Regions from separate parts of the Mus musculus genome. Here region 1 is linked to region 2. Evidence: chromatin contacts called from ENCODE POLR2A ChIA-PET data. All regions are on one chromosome and are shown on one strand. The core of a region is the stretch at or near the end of the contact, and the rest is flanking DNA. Distances in the headings are between cores, read along the strand shown.

Region 1 (4,047 bases), core at 1,532-4,031, 170 kb before region 2:
AAGAAAAGGGTGAGCTCATGCCCAGAGTGAAGAGAAGAGGAGAAGAGAAAAGAGGAAGAGGGGGAGAGGGGGGGAAGGGAGGGAGAGAGGCAGGGCAGGGGGAGAGATCTAGTGAGCAAAATGTCTGGATTATATAGGGAGGACTCTCTGGGGGAAGGGCAGCCAAGCTCTGGGCTAGAAAGCTCAGTGTATGCCAGGTAGGGATAGAGGGATGCTGGGAGAACCTGAAGGCCAGCTCTGCTTTGGTAAAATAGGCACCTCAGTCCCTTTCCCAGGATCCGAAACCTGAAACCTGAGTGTTGGGACCATAGGCATGGACCCTATGCCTGGCTCTTGAGTTTCAAATAGTCTTGCTATGTAGCCCAGGCTGTCCTAGGACTGACTCACTGTGCTACCCAGGTTGACTTCCAATTTTTGAGTGCCCGACCTCTGCTTCCTAGAACGCACCTGTGCCCCTTGACCTAGGTTTTGCTGACGACATCCCTGAGAAACTCGAAGTCTCTATCCTTATCTTTTCATATCATCCGGCAGCTGTTTTCCCATGATGCCACAGTTTCTACAGCCATAAGTGGTTTCGTATTTTTCTGCCCAGTGTGGATAGAGCATTCCCTTTTTTCTTGGGCACTTACATGGCTCTCAGGATTTCACTGCTAGAGACATTGCTGGGATACACAACCTCTCACACGGAGCCGTGTGCTGTAAATGGGTTTGCTTTCTTAGATGTGGATACAGTCATGCCTTCAGGGCATGGACAATTTAGTTCCTTGGCACACGGTGTCAATCTTTTGTCCCAGGGATTGCGTGTTCCCCGGTGCCTTGTGCTTTCACTCTTCCTGAACAGTGCTCAGGCGTCACAGCTAGAGGAAGACTTGGTTGTCTTGAGGCAATGAATTAGAGGAGATGGTGACAGGGACTCGAGTTAACTCGAGTGGAATGTGATCCATAACTTACCACAAGGCAGAAAGAACCAGAACTTTGTTCATTCCCATTGTGGAAGAAAAAAAAAAAAAACAACTTGATAACAGGAGCTATTAATAGGCCATGACATAGCCAGTGACCTTGCCAATGGAGTCTGCATTAGTCAGAGTGCCTTGTTGAGATGTAGACCCTGTCTGGTCCCTGAACTTCACAGAGATGGGAGAAAACTGGCAAAGATCCAGAGCTCAACCAACTTGATGGACAATGGAAGAATTCCAGGAAAAAAAAAAAAAAATCAAAGGAATCCGGCAAGTTCATTTTGGAAAAAAAACAAAACAAAACTCAAAAACAAAAACACCCCCCCCCCCATTGTTTTGGCTCTAAGGCTGAGCAGGAGGGAATAGGGGGTGGAGGTGCGGTGTGGGAGTGTGGAAGTGTGGGGGTGTCTCTGTGAGGCTTCTTCAGTCTCACAGAGGCTGAAGGACGGTTAGTTAGATGTTCGGATCTGAAGGGCCCCTGCCTCTGGAATACTTGAGAAGCTGCCCATTTTTACTTCTCAGGGTAAGTCAGATAGATATACACTCACTCCTGGCTTCCAGGGCTCCGCCTCCGGCCGGAGACAGCTATTCCTCCCCGCCCCCACCCCCTCTGGCAGCTCCCTGATGATGGGCGGGTCTAAGGAAAAAGCTCCCCAGGTTGTCCGGGCAGGCCTTCTCCTTCCAGTCCTCGCATGTTCAGTCCGTCGCGCATATACAGCCAGCCAGGCTGGCATCTGTTACGTCATCTATTCCTGTCATTCCAGCCTTGCCAGGGTTTATGGGCACGAGACTGAGAAGGTGGGCGGGGGAAGTAGAAACAACTAAAAGGAGGCCCTCTATTGTTGACGTGGAAAGTGGGAGTGACCTAGGAGAGCCAAAGAACACTCTAGTTGCGTTCCTACAAGATAAGAAGTGCTTTGTATGACATTCTTTTGAAATATCAAAGCAACCTTGGGAGTAAGTTTTGACAGCTGTAAAACTGAGATTAAGACAAGTCATTTGTCCAGGCTTACTCTGCCAATAAAGATGTACATACACTATATGTACCTAGCAATAAAGTCTGTGCCCTTCTTTTCAGAGCTTCCAGACATGAAAGTTGCAGAAATGAGGCTCCCTACCTAAAGCTACACGTATTAACCTCAGACAGAAGCTCAAAGCTCCTCACGTTAGTAAGGTCTCGTCCTATGACATAAATCCTATTTTATACCTGATGTAGGGAGGAGATCCAGGAGTGGCCAGACCTACACCAGCAAGGATTAAGCATAAAGACTAGGTGGGCCAAAGATGCCCACAGGCTCCTGTCTCTACCCTGAACACATGTACCCAACTAAAGTCCTGAAAAATGTAATCCCGGGAGTGAATGGGGCTCCTTCGGGGCAAAGGGTAGTGTTTCTCGGCTTCTGGAGATAATCCGGGGCCCAGGCAGCGACGGTTAGGAAAAAACCAAACCAAAACAACCTCTGCATTTAGGGTCAGGCTATCTTAGCAGGGCCTTAATGCAGGTTACTTAAAACTCTTAAGTCTTCGACTACAAGATGGGACATGGACAAACCGCTTGTGCAACACGTGAAGGGCGCAGATGCAAAAGCTACAATTGTTAACGCACCAAAGAGACAGCATCTGATCTCACTATTGCGTCAGGGTGGGACGTTCTGCGGGGTGCCAAAGCTCGCGGTGGGATCAAAAGCTAGACCAGGGAAAAGCCTACAACTCCCAGGAGGCGCCGGGCGGGCCGGTGAGGAGGCAGCCTAGAAACTACACTTCCCAAGAGGCACAACGTGATAGGCGCGTGGTAGTGACGTCACCGCCCCGGCTCGGGGAGCTGATTCGGCCAGAGCTGCCAGCGGGGTAGCCACCGCCGCTGGTTTGTTACAGCTGCTGGAGCGGCCGCGGCCCGGGTTCTCGGGCTCTCTCCCGGGCCCTCGACCTCCAACCCCGCGCGGTGAGTCCAGACGGGTGGCATCGGAGTGGTGAAGCCCGAAGGCTCCACGGGTTGGAGAGCCGGGAGAGAAGGCTGCTGCTGGGGAGGCGTCCGCGCAGGAGGAGACCTGAGCTGGGTGGCTGGGGGTGGAGAGTGCGTGCATCAGGCGAAGGAGTGCCAAAAGAGGAAAGTGGGAGCAGGGGGCCGGGGGTGATAATCCGGGAGGAGCGCTGCAGCTGGGGGTGGGAGGCGGGGAACGGCTGGACTTAAGGGATAAAGGTTTGGCTGCCTCCAGGGTTGAGTGAATGCGTGGAGATGGGGGTTGGGCCCCGAACCCGGCCAGACTGCTAGTGCGAGGTACCAGGCTGCAGAGCAGAAGCGGGAGGCCCCGTGGAAGGAGTTCTCATACACATACTCCCAAGATATCGAGGACACCGTTCCCTCGCTCCTGACTCGTGGAGGCTTGCTTTTTTTTCCACACCCACTTTCCTGAGTCCAGGAGTCGGGCTGGCGAGGACAACCGTGGTTCTGCAGATTGAGGGTGGGCCGAGTGGAAGCGACATTGTGTGTTGCATGAACTCCCTCTTGGGATCCCTTGGGAACAGGTTTGCTGTATAAAGGGCAAGTCTTAAACTGGGGAGGGATTTGGGAAGTGCTTACCGGATGGTTAACGCCGCGGGGAGGGGGGGAAGGCGGGAGGGAGGAGATGGGGGTGGTAATCTGGTCTTGGCATGAGTGTCTGACAGACTGGCTTGGGCCTGCATGGAAAAGAGGCAAAGAGCTATACCATAGCCAAAAGTTTAAAAAAAAAAAAAGTGGTTAACAGGACGGAGTTGCTTCAGGCTCTGATTTGAGGCAGATTATGAAATCACACCAGCTACCTGCCAGTTGTGGTAGCAGTTTTCAGTCTGGTCACCCCAGACCTTTCTGCCCCTGCCAGTCTCCTATTTCTTCACTTCTGGGAGAAAGGTCAGTTGTGTCCTAATGGAAATACACAAAGCCACAGGAAAGTCTCAGGAGTACTTTTGGGAGGATGGTGAAAGAGGGTGCAGCAGTCTCCTGAAGTTCCTAACCTGCTTTAAAAGACAACTAGCACTTAGGCTTTAGGAAGACAGTTCCCGTGGGGTCACCTAGGCTCTCTTAGATGCCCTGTTAGAGCCAGAAAGGAGT
Region 2 (3,983 bases), core at 1,309-3,808:
TTAAGCATCCAATCTAGAATTGGAGTTATGAATGGTTGTGAGCCACCAGGTGAGAACTGGGAACTGAGCCCCAGGTCTTCTGCAAGAGGAATCTATTTAGTCCCCGTATGTATAACAAAAGGTAGGAAGGGCCTGGAGAGACTCAGACTAGAATTGAAATAGGAATGACCCCTGCCAAGTTAAAGACCTGTGTTTACTGCATTTCACAAAACCTTTAGTACTGAGGAACCCAGCAACAGCTTGATCCTCTGGGTCTCCCCAGATCTCCTTTCCCCTACACACCTGCCCAAGACCAGTTCTGGGGTCGAACCTGGAGCTAGAGGCAGCTGATGGTGCCCTGCCCTTTTAACCATTCCTGGCAAGGCAAACTCTGCCTTGTCCCTCTGCATCCAGCAGTGCATCTGAAGGGATGAAGGCTCAGCAGCCCTCCACTCCCTGTCTGGAGAGCAGACCCTTCAGATTCCAGCTCTACAGCACAGGGCCACTTCTGGTCAACTGCAGACCCTACCCAGCTCAGGTGAAGGGTCTAACCTCACTCTTCTGCACGGAAAGTCAGCAGGAAGGCTGGCCTCCTGAGAAACTGAAAGGAGACTCCATCCTGAAGAAGGCAAGGGGCATCTCCCAGTGTTTACAACAGATAGAGCCCAGTGCCTTGAGGAAGTTCCTAGAGAGGGCAGAGTTCATCCTGTGTCCCCAAGTCAGCAGAGAGACTGCTGTTTGGCAACAGAAACTGGGAGGAACACACAACCATCATAAAAACCTCAGACACACAGGGGTATCCCACAGTGAGCACAGCAGTGTGCTGTCAGGAACTGGGGCAGGAGAGGGGGGCAAGGGGGCACAGATGGTGATACTCCACCAGCCTCCAGGCTCGCTGGCCTCTGGAGAGCACCTACTGTTTCCAGAACCTGTGTTCTGCATCTTCAATACAGCCCACTGATTACGGAAGCAGTGTCTCCGCACTGCTCAGCTAGACTCGTATTTATGTGAATCATATATCATATCCTGTGGCTGGTCACATTGCCTGGGATCCACCAGTTACTCCAGGATACTTCATTTCCCCAGCCCAGGTTTCCCCCCTGGGACAAGGAGAAGGCTACTAATGTTTCCACTGTGGAGTTGTTCTTAGTACTGTAGAAGGAATGCATGCAAGCCACCACCCACGGAGCCTGGCAGAGCTGACCCACACGGGGTGACTGTCAGCTTTTACGCTCATGGTAGAACTGGACATATGGGTCAGTATACACACTGCTGGGTCACCCTCCCAGCCCCCAACACGAAGATAAAGGCAAGAAAACAACCCAGCTCTCTGTCTACCCCTAGCTGACCTTACTCCTTTTCGGTGCCCTCCCCCCGCCCCCAAATGCCCAGGAACCCTTTCCAGTTTATTGTATGGAAGCCGGGAAAACACAAGACCACCCTTCAAGATCCGAGCCTTCCCGGAATCCCAAAGCACACAGTACTTAAGCTGGCTCTAAGGAAATTTGTTCAAAACAGGGCTGTGGAGTGTGCAGCACTGTGATAGAGGGCTTGCCTAACACGGGCGAGACTGGGATGGAGGGTAGGGGTGTTCCATCCCCAGCACAGAAGAGAGAGAGAGAGAGAGAGAGAGAGAGAGAGAGAGAGAGAGAGAGAGAGAGAGAGAGAGAGAATGAGAGAGAACTGTTGCAAACAAATGCCTGCCCCTCCTCCTGCTCCCCCATATCCCAGACACTATCGATAGGCAACTCAACTGCGGAGCCGCCACTCGGTCCTCCCTGCTCGACAGGATGGGTTACTTTCCCCACCGCCCCCTCCACGGCGACCCCACTGGAAGCTGGAGTAACTTACTAAACCCAAAGGGCCAGAGGGGGTGGGAAGGGGGAGGGGAGGGGCAGAGGGGACCCCGAAGGCATCCTGCCCAGTCCGGTCCGGAGGCGGAGGCTGCCAACTGGAAGAGCTCTGAGAAAGCGTGAGGGGGGCTCGAAAGGGGGGAAGCAGGCGCACGCACGCACAGCGCTTCACACACCCTCCGGAGGAAAACTTTCCGACTAGTTTCAGAGAACTTTCCCAAGGAGTTCCCGGAGTCTCCTGGAGCCCGGGAGGCTCCGGTGTAGCGAGAAGGGGCCGGTCCGGACCTCCAGTGTGGTTCTCCGAGTGACTGTCCCATCCCCAACTGCTCCGATCTCCTCCGGGCCGCGGCGCCGGTAGCCGGAATCGTCCCAACGTCCCGGACCGCCCGGCCGTGGAGCTCTCGGGGCCCCGCGGCTCCGGCCGCCCGTGGGCGCAGCCGTAGCGGCCCGAGCCCTCCCCAAGCCAAGACCCACCTTGGGTACCCGCGGCTCCGGGGGACAGGAGGGCGAGGAGGAACCCCCAACGGCACCAGGCCGCCAGCTCCATGATGATCACTGCGGCTCCGGCCCCATGGCTCAGGCTGGACCAGGCTGCGGGCGCGGGGCGCGGCGAGGGCAGGCACAGGCGCGGCGCCGGAAGGGGCCGCCTGGGAAGGGGCGCTCCTGGGCTCCGGGTCCCCAGCGGCGGGCAATCTCAGCTCCACAACTTCACGCCGCACTTCCTCGAGCAGCCCTCCTCCTCCGCCTCCTCCGCCGCCGGTGATTGGGAGCCGCGCGCTCCCGGCTCGCCCCCCCACCCCTCCAACTGCATTCCAGCAAGACTGGGAGTGGCTGCTCCCAGCTTCACTTTCTCCCTCCCGGCGCAGGCCTGGGTGCGTCGCGCCCTGTGCCCTGACGCCTCGCTTGCTTGCTTGCAGTTCTCACCCACTTCCTAAAAGCAGGGCATCTCTTTACCCCTCTTTGCAGTCTTGGGTGGGTTTTATCTTGGATACTCTTGGAACGTTTGCATCACACTCTTAATACCAGATAAATGGTTTGTCGCCACATCCTCAGGTAAAATCAGCCTGGGAAGGGAATGTGTTATGTCTAACTGGTGACTTCCAAGACTCTCTGGGATATCAATTCTGTCCTTTTGGGTATCTCCTGCCTGATCTTAAAGGAACCCACAGAACTAGGAGAAGCGAGTCACATCGGGAGCCCTCTGTTCATCCTTGGAAGAACAGCTTCTCCTGTTTCTTTCTCTTTTTAAGACTTATTTTTATTTCAAATTATGTGTGGTCATATATGGGTTTTGGGGGGTGTCACATAAGTGCTGTTGCCCACAGAGGTCAGAAGAGGAAGTGGGAATCCCCCAGAGCTGGAGTTACAGGGTGCCGCCCACCCACTTTGGTGCTGGAAACAGAACTTGGGTCCTCTGCAAGAGCAGCACAGGCTCTCAACTGCTTAGCCATCTCTCCAACCCCATGCCCACTTCGTTCTGACTTTACCCAGTTCTCAGTTTCATTCATCGTCCTCTCTCTCCCTGTCCTTTTCGCCTGCCAGTTTACCCCTGAAGTACCTAGATATCACTCCTGAAGCCTGGTAACAGGTGAGAAAGGAAACAAAGGTATGCCTTTGGTTGGAAACTCCAAGAACACATTGCAAGAGACATGTTTACCAGGATGAATTGCCCGTCGTTTATCTGAAATTCAAATTGAACTTCATTACGTCCTTCTTCTTTATCTGCTACATCTGATGATGGTACTTGGAATGTTCCAGTAAAGAACACACCTGTGCTGGTCAAGATGCAATCAGAGGCATCTTTGGGGGAGAGAAATGAAGGGTGGCCCTCTCTTAATCTACTTTCATTGAACTGAAACTCAGTTTCAGGCAGACACTTCCACGCTAGGGGCCAAAGAACATGGGACTCTGGTATCTAGAAGACCTGAGTTCGTATCTTCCCTCTATCACATTCTGGCAGTGAGACCTTAGGCAAGTGACTGACGATCTCTGGGTCTTGTTTTACAAATCTGTAAGACTGTGTGTGCTAGGGGCTAAAGGAGAAGACACTCTAGAAGCACTCAGCAGTGTAGTGCTTGACACATAATAACTGCTCAGTAAATGATCCCAGATTTAGCCATTCTGGGGCAGATGGGGTGTTTGTGGGGATCA

What was found. ChIA-PET counts read pairs that join two places held with the same protein, here RNA polymerase II (POLR2A).
Region 1: POLR2A ChIA-PET joins it to region 2 with 11 read pairs in Patski. The contact joins the promoter of Ormdl3 here to the promoter of Erbb2 in region 2. POLR2A ChIA-PET finds 5 or more read pairs at or near these places in 2 of 5 experiments (Patski and embryonic stem cell).

What each region holds. Positions count from the first base shown.
Region 1 is chr11:98,585,979-98,590,025 of GRCm38, reverse strand. It overlaps Ormdl3 (ORM1-like 3 (S. cerevisiae)), which reads left to right and starts at 2,781. Exons shown (of 4, transcript NM_025661.4): 1 at 2,781-2,898.
Region 2 is chr11:98,411,059-98,415,041 of GRCm38, reverse strand. Erbb2 (erb-b2 receptor tyrosine kinase 2) reads right to left here and starts at 2,558. Exons shown (of 27, transcript NM_001003817.1): 1 at 2,307-2,558. The coding sequence starts at 2,379.